Regions from separate parts of the Homo sapiens genome. Here regions 2 and 3 are each linked to region 1. The links are chromatin loops, found by intact Hi-C in ENCODE. Cell type or tissue: MCF 10A. All regions are shown on one strand.

Region 1 (8,000 bases):
TATCTCTAATGGTATCTACTCAATATGATATACTTTTTCTTACCCAGGGGTAGATATTTTTCTTCCCTGTTCTCTTTTTCGTTCCTGGAGGTGGTAAAGTTTTCTTTCCTTCCCCATCAAAACTAAAATTTTTGATCTGTATTCTACTAGTAGAAGAATATATGTAAGATATCTTATTTTTCTCATTATGGTATCCACTCTTTCCTTCAAACTTTTATTATAGAGAGTAGCTTTCTCTAATCTTTTGCTGTAAGTACAGTCATCTCTTGGATTCTCAGCCAGGGAAAGTTGGCTCCAGGACCCCCACAGATGACAAAATCTATGGATGTCCAAGTCTCCTAGTAAGCCCTCAGTATCAGCAGGTTCCTGCATCTGCAGATTCAACCATGATTGAAAAGTTGGCCATCTGTATCCACAGGTTCTGCATTGGCAAGTACAGAGGGCTGACTCTACCATGTGACGATCCATAGAGAAGAGTACATGACTGGATGCCAACTTCACTTTTGCCTGCAACTCCCTGGGGTTCTGTGATCTCATTGTTGCTTATATTTAGCTTCTGGTAATTTGGTAAAAATAAATAAGTAAATACAAATTTACTGAATTATTTCTAGTTGCTCACATGACAGCCTCTCTTCCTCTCATGTTTGTCCCCATGTGAATCAGTATTGATGTCCCCATCTCTCCCTAGAGGTACATATCTTTAATATCAGGGTGGGTGGCTGCCCTGATATCTCAGCTCTCTGGGTACATGGACAAAATAAAAATTAAAGGATGTTCAGCAGTGTAGATTATCTAGCTGAATATGAAGTCCTTGAAACTGTTTTGCCATTACTAGACATGATGTATACTATTCTGTAGCATTTTTTAGTTTTTTGAGTATAAAATCTATACTATATATAGTTAAAACTATATATGAAACTTTATATACCATATATAAACCTTATATATAACACTTTATATGAAAAACTATACCATACATACTTTTTATAGTATAAAAATATTATATGATAGCACTCCTTAGTGTTGTAATCAAAGCTATTGTTTTGCTTGGTTGATATTTTGAAATAATAGTACAAAAGAGAAGAAAATTGTGGTGGGAGAAAATTATGTTTGACTAATGGTAGTCTAGAAAAACAAGTAAAAGAAGAAAGAGGTTGCCTAGAGATTACAAAATAAACAGAAATATCAAAAGATTAGGCCAAAGTCAAGGTTAAAAGGCAGATGTATATATGGAGAAAACACAATGTAAGAAAACCCAATGGACAGAAATTGTTGGGATGGGTAAAAGGCGTGTAAGTTGAGGATCTTACTCACAGATGTGTTTGATTTTTATGATCTTGAGTACTGTTTTGGGTATAAATGATGGTTAGCTAAAGTTGAGTACAGGGTAACATCTTTGGGATTAAGAAGTTCTAGGTATTTGGCCGGGCGCGGTGGCTCACGCCTGTAATCCCAGCACTTTGGGAGGCTGAGGCAGGCGGATTACGAGGTCAGGAGATCGAAACCATTGTGGCTAACCCGGTAAAACTCCATCTCTACTGAAAATACAAAAAATTAGCCAACGTAGTGGTGGGCGCCTGTAATCTCAGCTACTCGGGAGGTTGAAGCAGGAGAATAGCTTGAACCCGGGAAGCGGAGGTTGCAGTGAGCCGAGATGGTGCCACTGCACTCCAGCCTGGGCGACAAGAGCGAGACTCCATCTAAAAAAAAAAAAAAAAAAAAAAGGAAGTTCCAGGTATTTGTAGAGTTAAGTAGAGAATGAATGGTGTGCCTAGACAATTGTACCTTCTAAACATCAACAAACCTAGGATAGAGAATGACTGTTGAAAGCCAGGCATTAAAATTGTGAGCAAACAATTTTGGAGTGAGTGTGATATTAACAATACAAGGAATGAAGTGATTTAGTTTGCTGACTTGAGTCATAAGATCAGGAGGGTGCTGTGGAATCGGGAGTTCTGAATCAACAGAATGTTATTCATCTCCTGTCTTTTATGAGTGTCATGCTTGAAATAATGAGTAATTCTGTCAAGAGGGTTTGAGAGAAGTGAAATTTCAAGGGAGGAATTAAGTTTTGATAGGATTTCTTCAACTTTGGAATCAAAAGCGAACTTTCCCTCCGGATAGGTTACATGAAGCGTCAAGGTCTCTGCATTTTCTTATAACACAGAAAGATGGGAAAAAAATAAATGTAGGAATAACAAAAATATTAAACTCAATATTAGTAAATTGAAGTTCATTCGATGATTAATAATGGGGATAAAAATAATTTAAAGGTAAGACAAAATAACTAACAAATTAATTGGAGTTGTACCATATGTGAGAAAATAATTTCAAAAGGCAACAGGGAACTCATGTGCATGAAAAATAGGTTATGCTCATGTTGTCAAATAGAATAGAACAAAATCTATAAATTTAAAATTGTGAGTATGTTTTAACTAAACATAAAGAATAATCTAAGGGTGAATTGTCTAACAATTAAAATAAATACCTTAAAATTTCCTTGCTGTGTATTAATACATTTTGGGCAAGCACTTGTTAACTGTTAACTTGTGGGAAGAGAGGCAAGATTTGAATTTGGTAACTAAATTTTCAGATAAAATAACAAAGTATTATTTATGACCATATTACCAATTAGTAGTCTATTTGTCTCTAATTCTAGTAAGTAGCCTTACATTTTATATACATTATTATATTGTACAAATACATTAAGGATAGAGCCTTATATTACAAGGCAAATATCTACAAATAAAGCAATTTTGCCTGTCATTTTAATATACTGAAAGCACAGTGGAATTTCCCATTGTGTTTTCTTACAATGTAATTTTAGCATAACCTTGGATCATTAGGACATCCATCAACAACAGGACGATAATTGCTCAGAGCTCCAACTCATTAGGTCATCAGTTCTGACTAATCAGATTGTTTTTGTAAAAAATATTTTGCTGATGAGCATTGAACATTACCTTTTATTGACCATGATGGAATATTTATGTAATTACAACTTAATCTAAAATGTCACCTACAATTTTCTGTAACATAATCTATTCTCTTCTTGAATAATGCAATGCTTTGAAAGCTAAACTTTATAATTCAACTAAATACTGCATTTCAACATTTTATTTACCTTTGAAAGTTTTTGTTCAGGTTAGTGACCATGAGGCTCTATTTCTGTACAACTGAGCATGTTCTCACAATGACTTCTATGTTATCAATTCAATCATTGATATTTGGAATAAAGATAGTTAATAAAGTTTGATTTGAACACGTTCTCAAATCATGCTAGGTAAATTTACTGATGATTTATTTAAACATGAATATCAAATCCAAATATTCTAGAGTGATATAATCAACATGTTAAATGTCCCTATAAGATGGGTGTCACGCACATAAAAGTCAGAAACCTAGTACATTTGGGTTTAACACATATGTACCTGTTAGGTTTTACTATCAAAATTTTATTGACATTTAGGGTAATTTTGCCAAAACAAATAGCCCACCCTTTCTTGACCAAAGAAGGTTTAGGTGGTAAATAGTGCCTAAATTATATTTGGATATTTTTCATGTCAATAAACAATTGGCATTGTTTAAGTGGGTGTTATACTAAAGGAGAAATAGTTAAGGTAATACAATCATATGCTATAGTTGGACATGTAAATCAGTAAGGGAATTTATCTAAATCTAAACAATCAACTGCATACAGATTCTTTAGGATTTTTAGGGGGCTGAAATTTTATAAATTTGTATACACAAGAGACAAAAATGTAAAAGCAATTATTTTACATTTGCTTTTACATTTTTGTCTCTTGTGTATACAAATTGCTTTTACTTTTTTTGTGTATACAAATATATGAATTGCTTTTACATCTTTGTTTTTTGTGTATACACATATATGATATTTATTTTTCATATTTTGAAAAATAAATGTTTTGAAAAATAAATATGGGGGTGCTAAGACAGTTTACAGAACCCAAGTAAGAGCTTAAAACACCAGAAAAATGCAAAGGTGTACTACAAGGTGATACTTCTCATTTTATTGATCAGAGTTAATAAACTTCCCTATTCGATGGGTATCTGGTGTTAACATGACTCCTAACTCCCAGCCTCATGTGGCTCAGCATGAGACAAAAACCCAGAGCTGAGTCAACTGTTCTAGTGCACATGCAGGGTGGAGGCAAAGTTGTTGCAAGACTCAAGAAACTTGGCAGGTACTTCAGACAGTCAGTGTCATCATTTTACTTGTTTATTTATTCATTTATAATGTAAATTACTATATGTAGCTAGACATGCATTAATACAAGTAATGTGTGCCTTAGGTTATATATATTGCTAATTATTAAATAGCAAGTATCAATGATTCGCCATGTAAATCAATTTGAATGTGGCTAAATTCTTCTATTACAGATGTAACCCTATCCTAAATTGTTTAAATGCATTTTTTGCTTGATTGCTCTTTTTAAAATTGTTTCACAAATATGTATATAACACTAAATAATATTGTAGTCTTTTGAAAATTTAAACTATAGATGTACCCATTTCTCTGTGTTTGTTTCTTTTTCCCAAAATTGCACTAGTGATTCATCTGTGTTGTTATGTATAGCTGTAAGTCTTTACTTACTCAACAATTGTTTTGCAAAATGACTTTACTGATTTTCACTTTCACCAGACATGTTCTTGTTGCTCTATCTCCTAACACTTCACATTATCAGACTTTTTCCTTTTATCCTATTTACCATTCTTTCTATAGAAAAACTAAATACTAAACCCAAGTTTGTTGGGATCTGCTGTTCCTCTAGAGGAAAAGTAGTTTCAGCATCCTAGTGCCTCACATCAAAATCTTGACTCTAATTCTCTATTATATTTTTGTTTTCTTCCTTAGCTTAATAGTTCTTAGTATTTTGTCAATTCTTTAATGACATTAAGAACTTGATTTTTCAAAACATCCCTATCAATTCAAAACATTTTTCTTATTTACGGGTTCATCCAAAATACCCCCACTGCCATTGCTAGAAATAGAAGTGTAGGCCTTCAGTTTTCATGGCCAGTGTTTTCTCATTATTGGAAGTGGTATGACTGTCAAGTCATGTAGCTTGTGCATTTTTCTTGAATCTTCTATTTAGCATGTATAGCAAGTGTCTTTTAAATTCTTCTTACATTACTTTTTATAGCACCTTAATTGGGATTAATTCAAACATCATAAAATTCACCCATTTAAAGTGTATAATTCAATGGTTTTAGGCGTATTCATAGTATTGTGCGATCATCACCATTATTTACTCAAGAATATTTTCATCACCTCCTTCCAAATACCCTGTGCCCATTCATAGTCACTCCTCATTTCCCTCTGGCCCTAAACCCTGGCAACTACTAATTTACTTGCTGTCTCTACAGATTTGCCTATTCTGGAAATTTTACATAAACAGAGTTGTAAAAAATGTGGTCTTTTAATCTGTTTTTTTAATGTAGCAAAATGATTTCAAGGTTCATCCATGTTGTAGTATGTGTTAATACTTCATTATGTATTATTGCTAAGTAATAGTCCATTGTATGGGTTTATCCTGTTTTTAATCCAGTCATAAGTTTTTCCCACTTTTTGGCTATTTCAAATAATGAAGCCGTGAACATTCTTGTATAAGTTTCTTAAAGTTTATATTGATTTTTAGATTTTTATTATCCCCAAATCTATAGACATTCAAAATTAGCTTTTAGCTATGTTTCCTTTTATACATACTCTTTGAATCAAATACACCCTTTGATACCTTTACATTCTCAAACACATTATTTTCTTGGATATTAATGTTATTTTCATTACAGTTTAATTACACTATGTAAAAGTGAGTTGTCCTCTCATTTGCTGTTTTCTACACTTTTAATGCAGCAAAAAAAAGTCTTGATCTTTCTCTTTATTTCCTCTCTCTTTTCCCTCTCCCTCTCTCCCTTACTGTCTCTGTCTCTCTCTCTCTCTTTCTCTGTGACCTTTTCCCATCCCCATTATATACATATTCTTTAGCTCTTAGTTCACTGCCTTGTGCTGCTGTCATTTGCAGTAAAAGTTAGGTGCTGTCTGTAATTCAAATGTACTATAGCTGTTTTTTTGTTTTGTTTTGTTTTTTTGTTTTTTTGTTTTTTGTTTTTTTTAATTTATTTTTTGAGACGCAGTCTTGTGCTGTCCCCCAGGCTGGAGTGCAATGGAGTGATCTCGCCTCACTGCAACCTCTGATTCCCGGGTTCCAGTGATTCTCCTGCTTCAGCCTCCCAAGTAGCTGGGACTAAGGCATACGCCACCATACCTGGCTAATTTTTTTTTTTCTTTTTTTGTATTTTTTGTAGAGATGGGGTTTCACCATATTGGCCAGGCTGGTCTCCACCTCCTGACCTAAAGCAATCCCCCCGCCTTGGCCTCCCAAAGTCCTGGGATTACAGGTGTGAGCCACCGCTCCCGGCCGGCCATTTCTAACTCATTGATTAACTCTCCAGTATGAAAGGGGATATTTCTCTTCTCAGAGGAAACCCTATCATTGCAGAGGTTTGCCCTGGGGGAGAGGATCGTCCCTGCTGTATTTCCTGTCTCTCCTTGTAACAGCTGCTTTGCTGCTGTACATCACTAGCCCTCCCCAACAGCTGCTGGGAGGAAGTCCTGCAGGTATTAACTCTTACTTGTCTCTTTCTTCTATCGCATCTCTCCTGTCCCTCTCTTTTGGCAAACACCTAAAATCATACTTACTTAGCACACTTCTCTTTCAAGTAGACAACCTGTTGGTGAATTGTTTTGAAACATTTTGCTGGGAAAAACACAAACAAAACAAAACAAAACAAAAAACAAAAGGAAAAACAAAACAAAACAAAAAACACATAGACCCATTTTTTCAATCTGTCGTCTGCAAAGGGTTATGATATATCATACAGAGTGAAGTACCTTGCTCTGAAAAAGTGCTAATTACCTTTGTACTAAAATAATTTTAAAAGTCATTCAGATCATAAAATATGTATGCAGTTATATACCATATAAAAATAAAACTTGGAAGATTCAGAGGACACTCACACATGTTCTGTGATTCTCCTGGATTTTTGATCCAAGTCCAGAATCTCTTTCTAATATCCGTTCTCCTCACTCTTGCCTTGCCCTCTGTGCCTCAAACTATCCAAATTCTTGCAGCCGCTGATCTCTCCATTCTCTTTCTTTGCTTGGTGCTTTCACACAACCCCTTTGCTTGGAACAACACTTCTTGATTCTTTCTTAGGTGTTTTAATGATCTGTACCTCTCATCTGCAGGAAGAGTGTGTCAAAACTTTCCAAGTTTTAGAATATTGGTATAGGTCTTTTCAATAGGGAGGATAAGAGGGGACCCCATAGGCCACTGCCTCAGCTCTCCCCAAAGAAATCTCCTTACCAAACTCCAAGACCTGACCATTTTTGCCATTTTTATCTATTTGAGGGTTTCAGTAATCACATACGAGTAGTTTTCCTTTCCTTTTGTAAAATCTGTATATTATGGGTATTATGGGTATAATAGTTTTGTTTCGTACTCCGGCGTTTATCTGCTATGTTTCATACTGGTACCTGAGTCAAAATAACTCAGGTAAGATCACATCTTAATATGCTCTTGCATATATTGATTTTAGGAAGCTGGAATTTTGTTATATCAATTCAGCTCATCTTAGAACATGGCGTACACGTCCTTTAGTTCAGATCTTGTTTCATCGCCTTCGATAGTGTTTTATAATTTTCCAGGTAAGGTTTTATTATTAAATATATATTTTAATTATAACCCTACATATTCTAATTATATTTCTCTCTTTCTGTCTCTCTCTCAATGACCCTCACCCCACCCTCTTTTACTCTCTCTGTTTGCAGTTGTATGCTGTGTCCATGGCTGACTTAAAACAAAACACTTTATTACATTGCTTTGTGCTTCCTTTAAATAGCATATGGAATTTTTTCACTTTCTTTTTCTTAAAGTATTTTCCATTCATTTATGATTTTTCAAATAACATATAGCTAG
Region 2 (8,000 bases), 51 kb after region 1:
CACATAGGACATGTACTATTATTGTCTCACTTTGGATTGCTGGTAAATGAGACAGAGAAAGATGAGTCAACCTGAAAAGATCACGAAGTAGTAAAAGATGGAACTGATGTTGAGCCCACCCCATCTCTCCACATGATCATCACAAACACAATAACCCGTAACCAAAAGATTGAGACAGAGGACTGCAAGGTGATGGTTTGCAAAAACTTGAATTCCAGATGTCTCTTTCCTTCCTTTTCTCCCTCCTTCCTTCTTTAACTGTAAACTAACTGCATTCAGAATATACAACTGACATTTTAACTCATCCTCTAATTTTTTTTTCTTCTATGTAAAGTAAAAATCAAATTCCTTTTAGGAAAAAATGATAATCAAAAACTGTACATTAAAATAAATATTTCCACTAAAATAAATGGCTATCACTGAATGCATCCAGTCTTCACTTGTGTTTTAATTTCACAATGACCCCTTTCCTTTTTTTTTTTCAAATTTACGTTTCTTTGTTTTCATGATCAAGTTTAAGCTTGAACATTTTCTTACACTGAACAGCTGTTAAATGTCTGTGTTTGCAGACCAAACAATTGTCACTAGACTGACTATATAGCCTATACAGTAAGAAGGAGGAAATTAATCTGATGCAACATTTCTGATGATTTTTTTCCACCAGCCTATCTAAGAATTTGTGTGGCAGGTATGCAAAAATCAACTTCTAGCAATCAAATACATAAACTAAATAGATTCCAAACGGAAAGTATAATCAATCTATCTCAAATAGAGTAAGTGGACTAATAAGCATATCATCAGAGATGCATCTAAGATTCTTTAACATTCTTCTTTACTTCAGAATGCCAGCTTTACTGGGAATTAATATCCAAACATCAGGCAGCTATTGCCTCCAACAACAATGAAGCTGGTATGGCTTTCAGTTTAACATCCATGATATGCTTCATTAAATATATTTCATTTTACTGTCAGATTTTTTAATATGTCTCTGAGCACACTTCATAATTTTTGAAAGATATTACGAACTAATTTGTTTCCCAGAAAGCATACTTTCCATGGATAATAAGAATCATGATGCATTTTTATGACTTTATGTGTATTAATCAAGAGCTTTTTTTATAATGGAATTTTCCCTGTTCCCAATTCTGCTTCACATATGCTAAGACAATGACAAGTTGAAGTCAACTTCTAACATTAACTTTAAACACAAAATATCTTAAGTGCATAAATATATTAGCAACTTTTTATATTGTAGTAGAAAATCTATTGACCTTAGTGGAGAAATAAAGACTTTCTCCCTCAATGTATCTATTAAGAAGTTTGGTTTCATGAAATTTAGTGATGAACTGTTACATGGTAAAAAATCTTTTAAGTGTTAAAAAGGAAAAGCCACAAGGGTTCTTAAAATATGAAAGAAAGGAAACATTCTAGATATCTTATGAAGATTATTACTTGGATATAATCATAATATTCAGATAGGAGTTACTGACTATATATGCATATCTGTGGAGACTCTGCCTAAAAATTTGAATACATTATAGATATTTAAGTAAACATTTTACTTTCTGATCCATTTCACCTATTGTCCTAAAGAAGCAGAAAGGTTAAAGACCTGCTCAGGTCAGGAAATGTTTGCCAGCCTAATCAGAACTGTCACCTGCTCCCTATTACAACTCACTGTACCCTCTGAGAGTAATAGGTTTGCTTATTTTCTCTTTCTAAATCCACATGAGATAAGAAAACAAAACAAAACAAGACAGTCTTTGGAGTCACAAAGGTTTCATGCAAAATTGATTATAGTTAATTTTAATTGTCACTTAAGGTATTTTCAAATATGTCCCCTTCTTCAACTGGTATTATTGTTTGTTTGTTTGTTTGTTTGTTTATTGTTTACCCAACAAATATGACTATCATCTTTGTTATAGTCAGTAATTCCAAGTGTGCTGGCAGAGCCTGGAAGCCATTAACAAGCAAGTGTGAGAAGTAATTGAAGGGAAGAATAAAATTACACTCTTCTAGCTCCAGGATCATGGTGGGTAATAAGAGAATTAGACATTTTTACTTCTCTAGGATCTACCTTTCACACCAAAATGTCTCTCTGAGTTTATAAAAATATAAATAAATGAACCATTCATATACCATTCTGAAATAAAACAAGCATGTTAACAAACACTGTTAAATGTAGAAAGCATTTTAATACCATTTTTAGGGAAAAGATGGAGAATATTTTGTGAATTTGGGCTATAGAATTAATACTGCTTGGAAAATTTCCTCTCCATATGAATGGGCCAGTTTTTATTTTAATGATTTTTTTTATTTTTAAAATACTTTGATGTAAGCAACTGCTGCAAAATAAACTCTTAAAAACAACACAATCATTTCACTTTATTTTATTTTTCTTTATTCCAATAAGCCTTTTTACTCCTAACACAACTATTTAATAATTAAAATTAGTTACTTCTTTTTTTTTACTGAAAAAATAATTCAACTTAGCTGTTTACAAAGAAGCTGTTGTGTATTTAAATTAATTTCACTGATTTAAATATAATTTACAAAGGGAGAAGCAAGAATATTGAAACTGAAGTAGTAATGCTTGGTAAGAAATGAATGGAAATTTTATTTCAAACAAGAAATCTACAAGATGTTTGTGTTCACGTTTTGTTACTTTCTGATCTACACAAAATTCATTACATTTTTGTTTTCCAGTATTATATAGCTAGGTTTCCACAGCAGTTTTCTACAATGGGAGTATCTTGGGAATATAATTCTTCATTATTTATTCCTAGATTTTCATTTAGGCACAGATTTTATTCCTACATGCCCCTGAGGACTACTCTGATTAGCTCTGAGCTCATTTTTCAAAGAATATGGCAGGAAACCAGCAGGTAAAATCTTAAAATTGCTATGGCAATGCCTTTCCTTGCTCTTTCAAGGTTTACATTTTCTAAAGGAGGCTGAATACCAAGAGTGACATCCACACTGTTTTCAGATCACTTGTGTTAGTATTCAGAAAGGAGACTGATTTACCATGTGTGGGCAGTCCTTCCTTATGTTTCCACAATAATCTCTTAAAGAGTGGGACTGGTATTTTTAACACTATCCAAAGAATGCCTTCCTTTAGTATGTTTACTGCAGAAAATAGACTGCCCCAATATATACAAAGCACTTTCAGAGCTCCTCCCTGCTCTATTTTGTATAAGAATTTGGAAGACTAGGTCCAAGACTCAGTTCTCTCATCAAAGAACAGTATGGCTGTGAACAAAAGAGTTAGCCTGCATATTTTAGTTTCTCATTGGCAAAAGAAGCAGAAAGGATGATGTCGCTAAGGTCACTTCCAGTCTTACAACATTTTGAGACTTTTAGCTGGAAATATTTGAACATGAGAAGCTTCTTTTTCCATCTCTTCCAAACCTTATCTTATTATCAACAGACTGTTTAATTGAATAGGATAAAGAGATCCATGAAAATTTTATGTCAAAGAGGGTTATAATGGCAATCCCCTTTCCCTTGGTGTTGGTAGGTGGCAGTGATGAAATATACAAATACCATCTTAGGGCTTTAAACCACCAACTGATCAAAATCAGTCCCTTGACTCCTCTCCTATTGTCTCCATGAGTCACTGCCCATATTAGATTCTGATGTAAGAATTAGTCACAGTGAGACATTCAAAGGATGTTAGAAAATGTAACCACACTAAGCACTGATAAATGTATATATACATGGCATATTATATTTACTTCATAAATTTAATGTGATTAATTGTTGAAAGACATAAAAAGGATTTAGGTCTCAGGAAAAGAAATTATGCCATTTTATAATAAATTTCTGAATCCAAGATGAACCCTTTATGTAATTATTGATATAGGTTAGCAATTGAACTGAACAATATTTTTGTAATTTCCAGTTTGCATTCTACAAAAGACCAAGCTCTACCTGTAAGTATTACAATGTCTACGTTTTAAAGTTAAAAGGAGAGAGAAGATGCAAGAGGATTTTACTTGCATGAAGGAGTGGAGGATAGAAACTTAGTTAACAGCAGGGATGAGAGAAAAAAATGATGGTTGGATGTTGTGAGAGAGCAAAGAAATGGGAAGGAGAAAAAAACACACAAGATGGAGGGCATAAAGTAGGAAATCCTGGTAAATTACAAAAATGGCTAAAAGCAAAGTAAATCATCTGTGGGCTATAAGCTATTCATAAGGATCTATTATTAAATGTATTTCCCTTGACTATGAAATGAATTCTCCTACAGGGTCAATTTATTATTTATTTTGTCTTGTCAATTTTTAATCTAGGCATCTAGTAATTCTAATTACAATGATGTTATACCTCTCCCCACCTCTTCCTCCAATGAACATTCAAGGATATAAAGGTATTATGTTTATAACCAAATGCTGTTCAGTTATTTCAGTAATCTAAGTGCAAATTTAAAACACATATGATGGTGGCTGATTTTACAGTATACCAAAGTAAAAACATGTATGAAACTCAGTAGGCACAACAATAAATGCCCAGGTGGGTGACTTAATGAATAAATAAAGCACATCTACATGACAATCAGTAGACAGAGCAAAATTCATAGTAAGATTCTTCAGATTAACTCTTCATACTTTTCTTTAACTTTGTGTAAACACGTTATTAACGAATACGGAAATAAATTACCTGCATTTATCACCCGCCCATGATTCATTAGTTTAACTCAGAGATTGGCAAACCGAGCCTGTGGGCTCAATTTATCCTGCCATCTGTTTTTGACAATTCTTTCCTCTACATCTGCAGTTTGGTAATTTTTAAGTGTGCAATTAATATCTGAACCACTTTTTATCTTGCTTTCTATTCTTTCACAGAAAATGAGAACAATCTGAATAAAATTTCGTTAAGATAAAATGACTAATAATAAGCTGTTTCTAAAAGTCAAGTGGAAAAAAAATTTACTATCTAGACCTTAAGGAGAATTGGAACTTTAAAAAAAGGCGCATTTATTTATTTTGCTTTTGGCCAAAAATAACAATAATCGTAATAGAGAATCCATATGGTTAATGGTAAAACACATAAAGAAGAACTGAAACATCTGATAAAGTTTAAATCTCAGCTCCCTTACCATTTATAACTTTTAGACATTGCTTTTAAATCTATAAAATATGGATTTTAATATTATTTTCCTCATAGATCATTGTGCATATTACATTAATATATAAAAGGTGCTTAGAATATAATCTCATACATAGTGCACTCTCAGGAATGTTATATATTATTCATCATATTGAAAATCAACTATACTGTAACATTTGATGATGATAGTTGAACATTTTTGGAAGAAGGAAAATCAACTGCAATCTCAAATCAATGTTTGATGTTGCACAATTAAAATGATGATATTATTGGAACTATTTTGCCTTCATAACACTTAGTGAAGAGTTTGTGTCTGACTTCATACCAGGATGGGAAAATCAGTTAATTTCAGCTTAGTGGTTTCTTTCTCCTCTTAAATAAATATATTTAATAAAATTAAATTAGAAAAAAAAGTAAAATCTCAACTTAGATTTGTGTTAAACTTACTTCTCTGGATGAAAAATATAAATAAATACATAAGGGTAACATCTTTCTTTTTCTCTAAGACAATATTGTGACTTCTTCTCTGATTATATTAATTTTCTGACTGATCTGTCTAATATTGACAGTGGGGTGTTAAAGTCTCCTACTATTATTATGTGGGTGCCTAAGTCTCTCTGTAGGTCTCTAAAACTTGCTTTATTAATCTGGGTGCTCCTGTATTGGGTGCTTATATATATTGAGGATAGTTAGCTCTTCTTGTTGCATTGATCCCTTTACCCTTATGTAATGCCCTTCTTTGTCTTTTTTGATCTTTGGAGGTTTAAAGTCTGCTTTATCAGAGACCAGGACTGGAACCCCTGCTTTTTTTTGCTTTGCCTTTGCTCTATTTATGCTGTGACCATCACTCACTGCAGCCTCATCCTCCTGGGCTCAAGCGGTCCTCCCACCCCAGACTCCCAAGTAGCTGAGACTACAGGCATGCACCAGAACATCCAGCTATTATTATTATTATTATCATATTTTTGTAGAAACTGAGTCTTGCTATATTGTCCAGGCTGGTCTTGAATTCCTGCGCACAAGAATTCCTCCAACCTCAACTTCCCGAAGCGCTGGGATTACTGGCATGCACCACCATGCCTGGCCTCTTATACCTATTTTATTCTAATCTAAGATTTTATTAGTGCATATTGTTTTTAATAGGTACACATAAAATGTGTTTTTCTTTTATTTCACTTGTCACTAAATTTTGGCATGAAGGTTTTTTATGTTTTTAGTGATAAACAGGAGTTAGAGTCACATGATGTGGTTTAATTTTGATATGTTAGACTTTAAAAACATTTCCATCTTAATTTGTATTTTCTAGATAAAAATGTGAATTAGGCAAAATAAAAATGTTTTCCGTTAATTATTTAGTGTATTGTCTGTACTTGCACAGAGAATAAACAACTGCTGCTTTGGCAAATCATAGGATGTCATAAAATGGACACACTATTCATTGCTATTCTTCTGTTTTTACATGTCCTTTCAGAAAAAATATCTATGCATACAACATGAATACATAATGAAAAGAAACAGGCAAAATTCTGTCGGGTGCCTCTTCACTCTGATGATAGTTTCTTTTGCTGTGCAGAAGCTCTTTAGTTTAATTAGATCCCATTTATCAATTGTGGCTTTTGTTGCCATTGCTTTTGGTGTTTTAGTCATGAAGTCTTTGCCCATGCCTATGTCCTGAATGGTGTTGCCTAGGTTTTCTTCTAGAGTTTTTATGGGTGTAGGTCTTAATGAGATAGCATCTCATACCAATTAGAATGACGATCATTGAAAAGTCAGGAAACCACAGATGCTGGAGAGGATGTGGAGAAATATGAATGGTTTTACACAGTTGGTGGGAGTGTAAATTAGTTCAACCATTGTGGAAGACAGTGTGGTGATTCCTCAAGGATCTAGAACTAGAAATACCATTTGATCCAGGAATCCCATTACTGGGTATATGCCCAGAGTTTTATAAATCATGCTACTATAAAGACATATGCACACGTATGTTTACTGCAGCACTGTTCACAATAGTAAAGACTTGGAACCAACCCAAATGCCCATCAATGATAGACTGGATTAAGAAAATGTGGCACCGTGGAATACTATGTAGCCATAAAAAAGGATGCGTTCATGTTCTTTTCAGGGACATGGATGAAGTTGGAAACGATCATTCTCTGCAAACTAACACAGGAACAGAAAACCAAGCAGTGCATGTTCTCACTCATAAGTGAGAGTTGAACAATGAGAACACATGGACACAAGGAGGGGAACATCACACACGGGGGCCTGTCAGGGGGTGTGGGGCTAGGGGAGGGATAGCATAAGGAGAAATACCTAATGTAGATGATGGGTTGATGGGTGCAGCAAACCACCATGGCACGTGTATACCTATGTAACAAACCTGTGTGCTCTGCACATGTATCCCGGAACTTAAAGTATAATTAACAACAACAACAAAAAATCCTCCAACTATCCCCACATCTTTACTTTGAAAAGCTGTGTCCCCTGAGAAAGGCCTTTCCCCAAAGCCCTTTTGCTCTGTCATCGGCATCCCTGCAGCCTCTGCTGTGTGGCTCCCTGCAGGACTATGCTCTTATCTGGGAGGGGAGGGCATTCCCATGACCACCCTGGCAGGCAGGAGCTCAGCACCTGATTTCTGAAAACTCACTCACTTGGTTCAGCTATTCCGCTTCGGAGTGTAAGTTTCCTTAGCAGCCAGGGTATTCTAACTACCATATTTTCCAGGGTTTTGAAGGTCCACAGTGTGGTCATAAAGCCAAAGCTGCATCACCAGGCCTTTAGAGATTTCCCCCAAAGTATCTGAGTGCCCATTGGATGGGCTCGCAGCATGAAAGGACTACAGATGCTGCTTCACTTGCCCTTTTAGGCTAGTTAATTTCCAAATTCAA
Region 3 (8,000 bases), 210 kb before region 1:
AAACAAAGTAAAACTTGCAAAGGGATCATAAGATGTTTTCTCCAGGGCTCTTCCACCCTCCCTTTCCCCTGGCCTGGTATCCTTACACCAGTGTTTCTCAACAGGACATTTGGCAATGTCTGGAGAAATTTCAATGTTGGTCTCGGTTAGTGGGAGGGACTGCTGGAATCTAGTGAATAGAGGTCAGGATGCTACTAAATAGCCTGCAATGAACAGGACAACTTCTCCTCTCCTCCTGCCTCACAAGTCAAAGAATTATGCAGACTAGAAAGTCAGTACTGCTGAGAATGAGAAACTCTGACCCATCCCACTGACTCTAAAAATTGATTATGTGCTAATTGTTGGTAGTTCAAATCAATTCCTAAATTGTCCCCCTGACTTGCCAATTACCTATTTGCAGTTTGTTCTAGAGCCAGCCGTTATGGCTAAAATGTATGTGTCCCTCCAAAATTTACATGTTGGAACCAAATTGGTAGTATTAAGAGGTGGAGCCGTTTGGGAAGTCCTCTTCTCATGAATGACATTAGTGCCGTATAAAAGAGGTGCCTTAAAAAAAAGGTGCCCTAGTTTCCTTTTGGCCTTTTGGTCTCAGTCTATGTTGTGCTTATATAACAGAATACCTGACCCTGGGTAATTTATAATGAATGGAAATTTATTTCCTCACAGTTTTGGAGGCTAGGAAGTCCAAGGTCAAGGTGCTGGCAGATTAGGGCCCAGTTTCTCTACTGCAAAGATGGCACCTGAAAGCTGCAGCCTCCAGAGATGAAGGACATTATATCTTCACATGGCAGAAAAGGAGGAGAAAGAGAGAATCCACTCCCACCAGCCCTTTTTATAGAGCATTAATCCATTCTTCATGAACTAAACAGGTTTCTCATTTGGCCACACCTCCTAACACTGTTGCATTGGGGAATACGTTTCCAACACTTGGATTTGGGGGAACACGTTGAGACCATAGCACCTTCCATCTCTTCCTCCACATGAGGACACAGTGTTCATTTCTTTATTGCCTCTTCCATTATGTGAGGATTCAGCAAGAGATATCATCTTGGAAGCAGAGAGTAAGCCCTCCCCAGACACAGAATCTTCTGGCACCTTGATCCTGGAATTTCCTGCCTTGAGAACTCTGAGAAATAAATTTCTGCTATGTATAAATTACTTTATCTGTGGTATTTCATTATAGCAGCAAGGACAGACTAAGACACTAGCTTTCTCTAATTTATTCACAGATGACTTTTTGTTGTTTACCAGCTACTGGCTCCATTTTTCTTCATTTGACCTAAAATACTTCTAAACCTAGCTGTCTCAGCTCTTATAAAAACTTGAGCTATGCCTACAGGCATAATTGGCAGTAAACTAATTACTACCAAATAATATTTGGAATGATGTGTCTTTTTGGGTTATCAGAAATGCCCTTCTGATGTTAATAAGAGAATGTCATTTTACCCACAACCCCTGTACATATCATGCACCCCAATTACCTTTACTATCAGATTTATTTCCACTGGAACAGTGTTTTTCAAATTACAGTTCTTAGACTACCAGTATCAGAAAGTTCATGGTGCTATTAAAAATGTCAATTATCAAATCTGTCTCAGCCTTATGGATTAAGAATCTCAGTGTGTAACCTGGTATTCTGTACCTTAAAATGTTCAAGTGCCTAACAAATTTTGAGAGTCACTGTTCGAACATAATTCTCATTCTTTTCTCCTTGCCACACACACCTGTGCCTGAGGGTTTGTTTGGCTACATAACAGAAACATTCTCAGGCTGGCAGAAGCATAAGGACTGATTAGGATTAGGAACTGGTGTTGCAGAATAACTCAGAAACATGTATGTAGCTATTTTGCAGAACGTTTAATAGTCTTGCCTTTAAATTATTTATTCACATGTGAGGAAGTGAGATATTAGAGTCAAGCAATAAAGGCAAATAAGATTTATAAAACAGAAAAGAGAAAAAAATGAATACAACCTAGAAACAATGAAAGTTGTATTTTGGGGGGCAAGTTGATTAAATGGCAGTTAGCAGAGGAGTTTGTTGCCCAGAAGTGAGAGTTTAGCTGTAGAGCAGAAGTGACAGGTTCCTCTGTAGAGTGTTGGCCACTAACCCGCCATCAGCACCTGTATCTTACTCAGATCTAGCCAGTATCATATTTCCTCAGTAGGCTTCCTTGCTGGAAAGCCACTAAAAGTTTCCTTTTTCCATCCATGTGAGGCAGGGAGACTTCTCCCTCTGCTCCTGAGCATTTACTTCCTTCTCTTTTTCTGAGAATCAATTTCACCTTCTCCTTCATGGTGATACAACTCAACATGGCTATCCTTCAGCACAAGTTTATATCACTTTGACTCCACCATCGGGCAGAAATCAATTGTCTTTTTTGAACCTCAAATCCAAATTCTCGGAAAAGATGATTTCCTAGCAGAGTCAGCGTTTCATCATGACTCCAGCAGCAATGGAAAGCAGTTCAGGGTCATATAGTTCAAATACTGCTACAGGGGCTGACATTCGTGGGTTCGAGATATCAATCATCTTAGGAAGAGAGAGCTGGCTTATACCTTAAAAGTATCTATTATAAAATGACACAAACCAGAGAGCCATGCACCCCCAGGGAAGCACATAAAAGCAGTGTATTTGGTGGTGAGTAGTTGAGGTGTGGGAGGTTGAGGTATGGTGGGATAGTGAAAGGTTGGGGGGGAGGAAAGGTTCAAAAATGCCCACGCTTTATGTGAACAGGCTGACTCCTCTTTCTTATCCCCTGAAAATTATTCCTTTTGTAGAATGTATTAAATTTACCTAATTAGAAGAATCACCTAGAATTACTTGTTAAAAGTACGAGATATGAGATCCAAAACCCTACTTGAAGGTAGAGTGAGGAAGGAAATATAAGAAGCCTGTATTTTTAAATTCCATTATGATCCTGCAAAATTAACAAATCACCATTAGATAACCTTTTAAAATACTGCCAGCTACCAACATCGCCCTAAACCTGCTGCCCCCACCAATAACTGAGCCCCTGATAACCACCACAGTCTAGTTTTATGAGATCAATTTGTAAAAAATCCACATGTGAGTGAGTTCATGCAGTAGTTGTCTTTCTGTGCCTGGCTTATTTCACTTAACATAATGTCCTCCAAGTTCATAGATATTGTTGCAAATGGCTAAATAATATTCCACTGTGTATATGTACCACATTTTCTTTATCCACTCATCTATTGATGGACACTTAGGTTGATTCCATAGCTTGGCTATTATGAATAGAGCTGTAATTAACATAGCAGTGCAGAGATATATATCAGTGTCTCTTTGACATACTGATATCATCACAAAAATAATAACTATAAGTGATGCATAGGTTAATTAGATTTAGTCAAACTGTAATCTACATATACTTCAAAACATGATATTTTACATGATACTTACAATTTTACCTGTCAATTTATTTTATTTTATTTTTCTAATTTTTTTTTTTTTGAGACAAAGTCTCACACTGTTGCCCAGGCTGGAGAGCAATGGCACGATCTCAGCTCACTGCAACCTCTGCCTCCCAGGTTCAAGTGATTCTCTGCCTCAGCCTCCCCAGTGGCCACCACACTTGGCTAATTTTTGTATTTTTAATAGAGACAGGGTTTTGCCATGTTGGCCAGGCTGGTATCAAACTCCCGATCTCAGGTAATCTGCCTGCCTCAGCCTCCCAAAGTTCTGAGATTACAGGCGTGAACCACTGTGCCTGGCCTTACCTGTCAATTAAAATAATAATAATAATAATGAAAATAATAATAATAATAATTGGCTAGCTACTTAAAATAGAACATAATTTTGTTTCAGATTCAAAGACGTAAAGTTTGATAGAGATGGGAGGTAGGTAATTTATGTGGGTGAAGCCAGCCAGGTGCTTGTTGTCATGTGGAACGTAAGGACCCATGTCACGAGATAATCTGATTTTGCAAAGAAAGCCAGAAATCTGAACTTGTATGGGAAATTATCTGATTTTTCTAATGGCTTAACTTGTTTTGAAAACTCTGTGAATGCCAAATAAAATGGATTCAAATCATAAACGGCAAGGTTTTGACTTCTGATTGTGAGCTGGCTGCATGAAAATAAATTTCCTGATTTTGCATATGCTAGTTCAGCACCCCAGGAATTCAACTTTCCATTTTAATGCTGGGAAAAAAAATACTATCTTTTCTTTTAAGTTATCTACTACTATAACTCCTCTCAGTCTGGAACGGTCAAGGACTGGTCATGTATTCAAGCAATCTTATTTATTCCTGCAGTTATGTATTAAGTTTTATTTCCTTAATTCAATAAATATTCACTGAGTGCTCAATAACGCACTGTGGAAGACGCTGAAAAACCCCAAGGGGAAAAAATATTCTTCGCCAAATGGAGCTTATAATCTGTGGATAGAAAAGGCACAAAAGGCATGAATTATTACTTCATTTTTTCTGTATTTTAATCATTACTTCATCATATTTAAATGGCTTTGAAGGTTCATCTATATACTGATTCCAGTATTTTCAAGAGCACATCTAATTTGATGAGGATGGAAGATTGTTAATGACTCAGAAGCTGGGAAAATAGGTAGAAACTCAAATGTTGTAAGAAATCACTAGAATGTTTGCATTTTTTCAGAGGTTCACTCCTTCTGTTCTAATACCTGGAGTCCAGCCAGGCACAAAGCAAGCTGGCTGACTACTGCAGAAAGGAATGCTGGAACCTCTCTTGCTGACCTGCTTCCAGAGTTTCCAGCACAGCTAGCCAGAGACTTCCTATAGACAATGAGGAAATTCAAAAACAAAGAATGTAGTAGTTTGGCTATTTCTCTAGGAGCCCTTGGGGATGAGACTGAGCCATTTTCCTGCAGCTGGCTGCAAAGCAGGCCACTGAAAAAGATCAGTATGAAAGAACAAGGCATACTGTTGGTATATGCGTCACTGTGGGCCAGAGCTTTTTGTCATAGGATTCAGTCAAACTCAAAATGCAAGATGAAAGTCATCCTCTTTGGTAACCGTTTTAAAAATAATACATAGAAAAGAAGTGAACAGAACCATGTTTTCCAAAGTCCTGATGCTAAAAATCACAAAATCTTAATAGTTCCTGAGCTGGAAATGTGGACTGCTTGGCCTGGGATCAAGTCTAGAATTTGATGTTCTTGGCAGGTACATCAAGTGGTTAGTATCAGCAGAGAAGCTAAGGAAATACTGAAGTCGAAGGATAAAGGATGATTCCCTCCCTGTAATGGCTTTACTCTGAGTTACCTACTGTGTGTTGTCCTGGGCTTACTTCCAGGCAATTCTCATAGGTTTATGGTTACATGCTGGATTTTGGGATGAGATGATCCTGAGTTTGAATCCAAGCTTTGAGATTATATTGTAAGTTTCTGGGAGGTATTGGGCCAGTTACTTACCTTTTCTGAATATAGGTGTCCTCCTCTGTAAAATGGATTTACAATATTACTAACTGTATAGAGTAGTTGAGAAGCTTAAATGAGAAGAGGCAGGTACGTTTCTCATTACAGAGCTTTAAGGGTTGTTGCACTTTAAAAGCAATTTTACATACTTTATTTCATTTAGCCTTTTTAACAATCATGTGAATGATACGTGATTAACTCAATTTTGTGTACCATAGAACTGAGAAAGAGGAATTTGGAATCGAAAATATCATAACTTAAGATAGTGTGACAAAAATAGTATTCCAGTGTCTACCAACTTGCTTTCTGAACTTGTCTAATTTTAAAGACCGAGAATATTTGAAGGAAACATGCAGCGCAGTTCCTTCATTGTACTGGTGAAGAATCTGAGCTCGATGTGTGAGAGAGAAAGAAGGCCTGCTGGACCAGAACACAGGTTTCTTTACTACCTATCTGCAGCTGTGCCGCTACATTGTAGATGATGCTATTTGTTTTTAAGCATATTCAGTGATATATTAAGTTGCTTCTTTAGATCTTAAAAAAAAAAAAAACAACTCATAAAGTGCCGGGCACGGTGGCTCACACCTGTAATCCCAGCACTTTGGGAGGCCGAGATGGGTGGATCACGAGGTCAGGAGATTGAGACCATTCTGGCTAACACAGTGAAACCCCGTCTCTACTAAAAATACAAAAAAATTAGCCGGGCGTAGTGGCGGGCGCCTGTAGTCCCAGCTACTCAGGAGGCTGAGGCAGGAGAATTGCGTGAACCTGGGAGGCAGAGGTTGCAGTGAGCCGAGATCGCACCTCTGCACTCCAGCCTGGGCGACTAAGCAAGACTCTGTCTCCAAAAAAAAAAAAAAAAAACCTCATAAAGTAACAATTCTATATGCAGCTTATATTAGAGCAGTTTTTCAAAGAACTTTCTAGGACCCAAAATTTTTCTGGGAGCATTTTTAAAAGCCGAATATCTATATATCCATTACAGATCCTTTCTGAAATAGAGTTTTGATCGGGGCATAAAAATTTGCATTTTTATCAGGTTTACCAATACAATATTAAGAATGAGCTAATTAAACCATTCTGTCCTTGGAGACAGAAATTGGGCACTGTCCTTCTTTTGTCTTCCCATCAGTTCCAGCCAGAATTTTAGGCACATACTTTCCACTCAGTTAACTCACTGAATTGAATAGTGGTGGAATCAAATTAAGGTCAAATGTTTTAATTATATAAAAATCTATGAAGCACATGTATAGAGGAATCATTTTCAAAGATATAATTTTTACAATTTACTGTGAATTACAGGCATAATTATCCTGCCAGATATACTTGTCTGCCTAGCAAATATATGTATATATGATACTTGTGAAATTTGATACATACTTCGCATATGTATTATATATAAGAGACAAAGAGGGATAGAGAGAGGAGAAAATTAGCTTTCAGGCCAATTTTGAAGAATGTTATTTTGGATATTAGTCATCTATTGCTGCATAACAAATTGTCACCAAACTTGCTAGCTGAAAAGAAACAGAAGTTTATTTTTTCACACAATTTCTAATCATTATCAATCAAAGCAGCTTAATTAACTGAATGGTTCTGGTCTGGGTCGCTCAGAGGGTTATAGCCAAGATGTCTGTATTTTAACCATATTACCTTGTGTGGGATATGATGAGGCCAGATGTAGATCGAAAAAGAGAAACAGCTGAGCATGATGGATAAGGTGTGAACACTTTGGGAGGCTGAGGTGGGAGGATTGCATGAGCCCAGGAGTTCAAGACCAGCCTGTGCAACATAGTGAAACCTCATCCATAAGAAATATTTTTAAAAAATTATCTGGTCATGGTAGTGTGCACCTGTAGCCCCAGCTGCTGAGGAAGCTGAGGTGGGGAGATCCCTTGAGCCCAAAAGTTAGAGGCTACAGTTAGCTATGATCAGGCCACTGCACTCCAGCCTGGGCAACAGAGTGAGACAATCTCTAAATAATAGTAATAATTTAGAAAGACAGAGGGAGAAACTGGAGGGAGTCCTACAGTTCTGCTATACTCACAGCTCACTGGGGAGAAATAGCAGGCCATGCAGTGCTGTTCACAGAAAGCACTGGGCATTGGTCATGAGGCAGAGGGAGAAAGGGGATTGGTGGGCAAAAGTCCTTATTGTTCTTTCTGGAGGAAGGAGCAGGCCAGGCAGGGTAAGCAGGCTTGTGATCAGGCGGCTTGAGTATGTTCAATGGGCTCTGGTCAGAGGGACTGTTCCTGATTTCCTGGTACTTGGCCCTGAGTGATTAGGGTTGAGGTATAGTGGCACAGATTGTGAGAGCCCAAGAAGGGAGTTGTTTGGGATTTGGACTTACTCTCTCAAGAACAACTGACTGGACACTAGCTAGGGTCTCAAAATGGTTCAGATAGCATTTTAAAAACTATATCACAGCTTGCCAGGCCTACAGTTTTCTTAGGTCTTGAGTGGGGTTGAAGCAACTGCTTTCTATAGGGTTCAACCAGTGGCTGCTGGCATGAAGCCTCTGTTCTTCTTCACATGGACCACTCCCTAAGGCGGCTTGACTGTCCTCACGGTATGACCCCTGAAGTTCTC

Evidence for each region. A loop is a pair of places that touch in the nucleus more often than their neighbours do. Peaks named below come from ENCODE experiments on the same cell type or tissue, not always from the same donor. Only the 100,000 strongest peaks of a DNase experiment are listed, where the experiment ranks them.
Region 2: it touches region 1 in a loop (6-fold over the local background); 3 of 110 quality-filtered maps call a loop at or near these places.
Region 3: a loop joins it to region 1, with 6 times the contacts of the local background. A loop is called at or near these places in 4 of 110 quality-filtered maps.

The regions. Positions count from the first base shown.
Region 1 is chr18:67,729,140-67,737,139 of GRCh38, forward strand. The region is part of intron 1 of DSEL-AS1 (DSEL antisense RNA 1); the gene reads left to right. All of the region lies in intron 1 of LOC105372173 (a long non-coding RNA gene), which reads right to left. Among named protein-coding and RNA genes, the nearest start is that of LINC01903, 82 kb to the right of the region's middle. In MCF 10A, no CTCF peak of the experiment used is centred here; DNase peaks (open chromatin) are centred at 1,962 and 4,152.
Region 2 is chr18:67,780,157-67,788,156 of GRCh38, forward strand. The region is part of intron 1 of DSEL-AS1 (DSEL antisense RNA 1); the gene reads left to right. It overlaps LOC105372172 (a long non-coding RNA gene), which reads left to right. Exons shown (of 4, transcript XR_007066404.1): 3 at 8-189; 4 at 1,926-2,261. Among named protein-coding and RNA genes, the nearest start is that of LINC01903, 31 kb to the right of the region's middle. In MCF 10A, no CTCF peak of the experiment used is centred here; a DNase peak (open chromatin) is centred at 3,605.
Region 3 is chr18:67,520,728-67,528,727 of GRCh38, forward strand. All of the region lies in intron 1 of DSEL-AS1 (DSEL antisense RNA 1), which reads left to right. Among named protein-coding and RNA genes, the nearest start is that of DSEL, 8.0 kb to the left of the region's middle. In MCF 10A, no CTCF peak of the experiment used is centred here; DNase peaks (open chromatin) are centred at 114 and 4,704.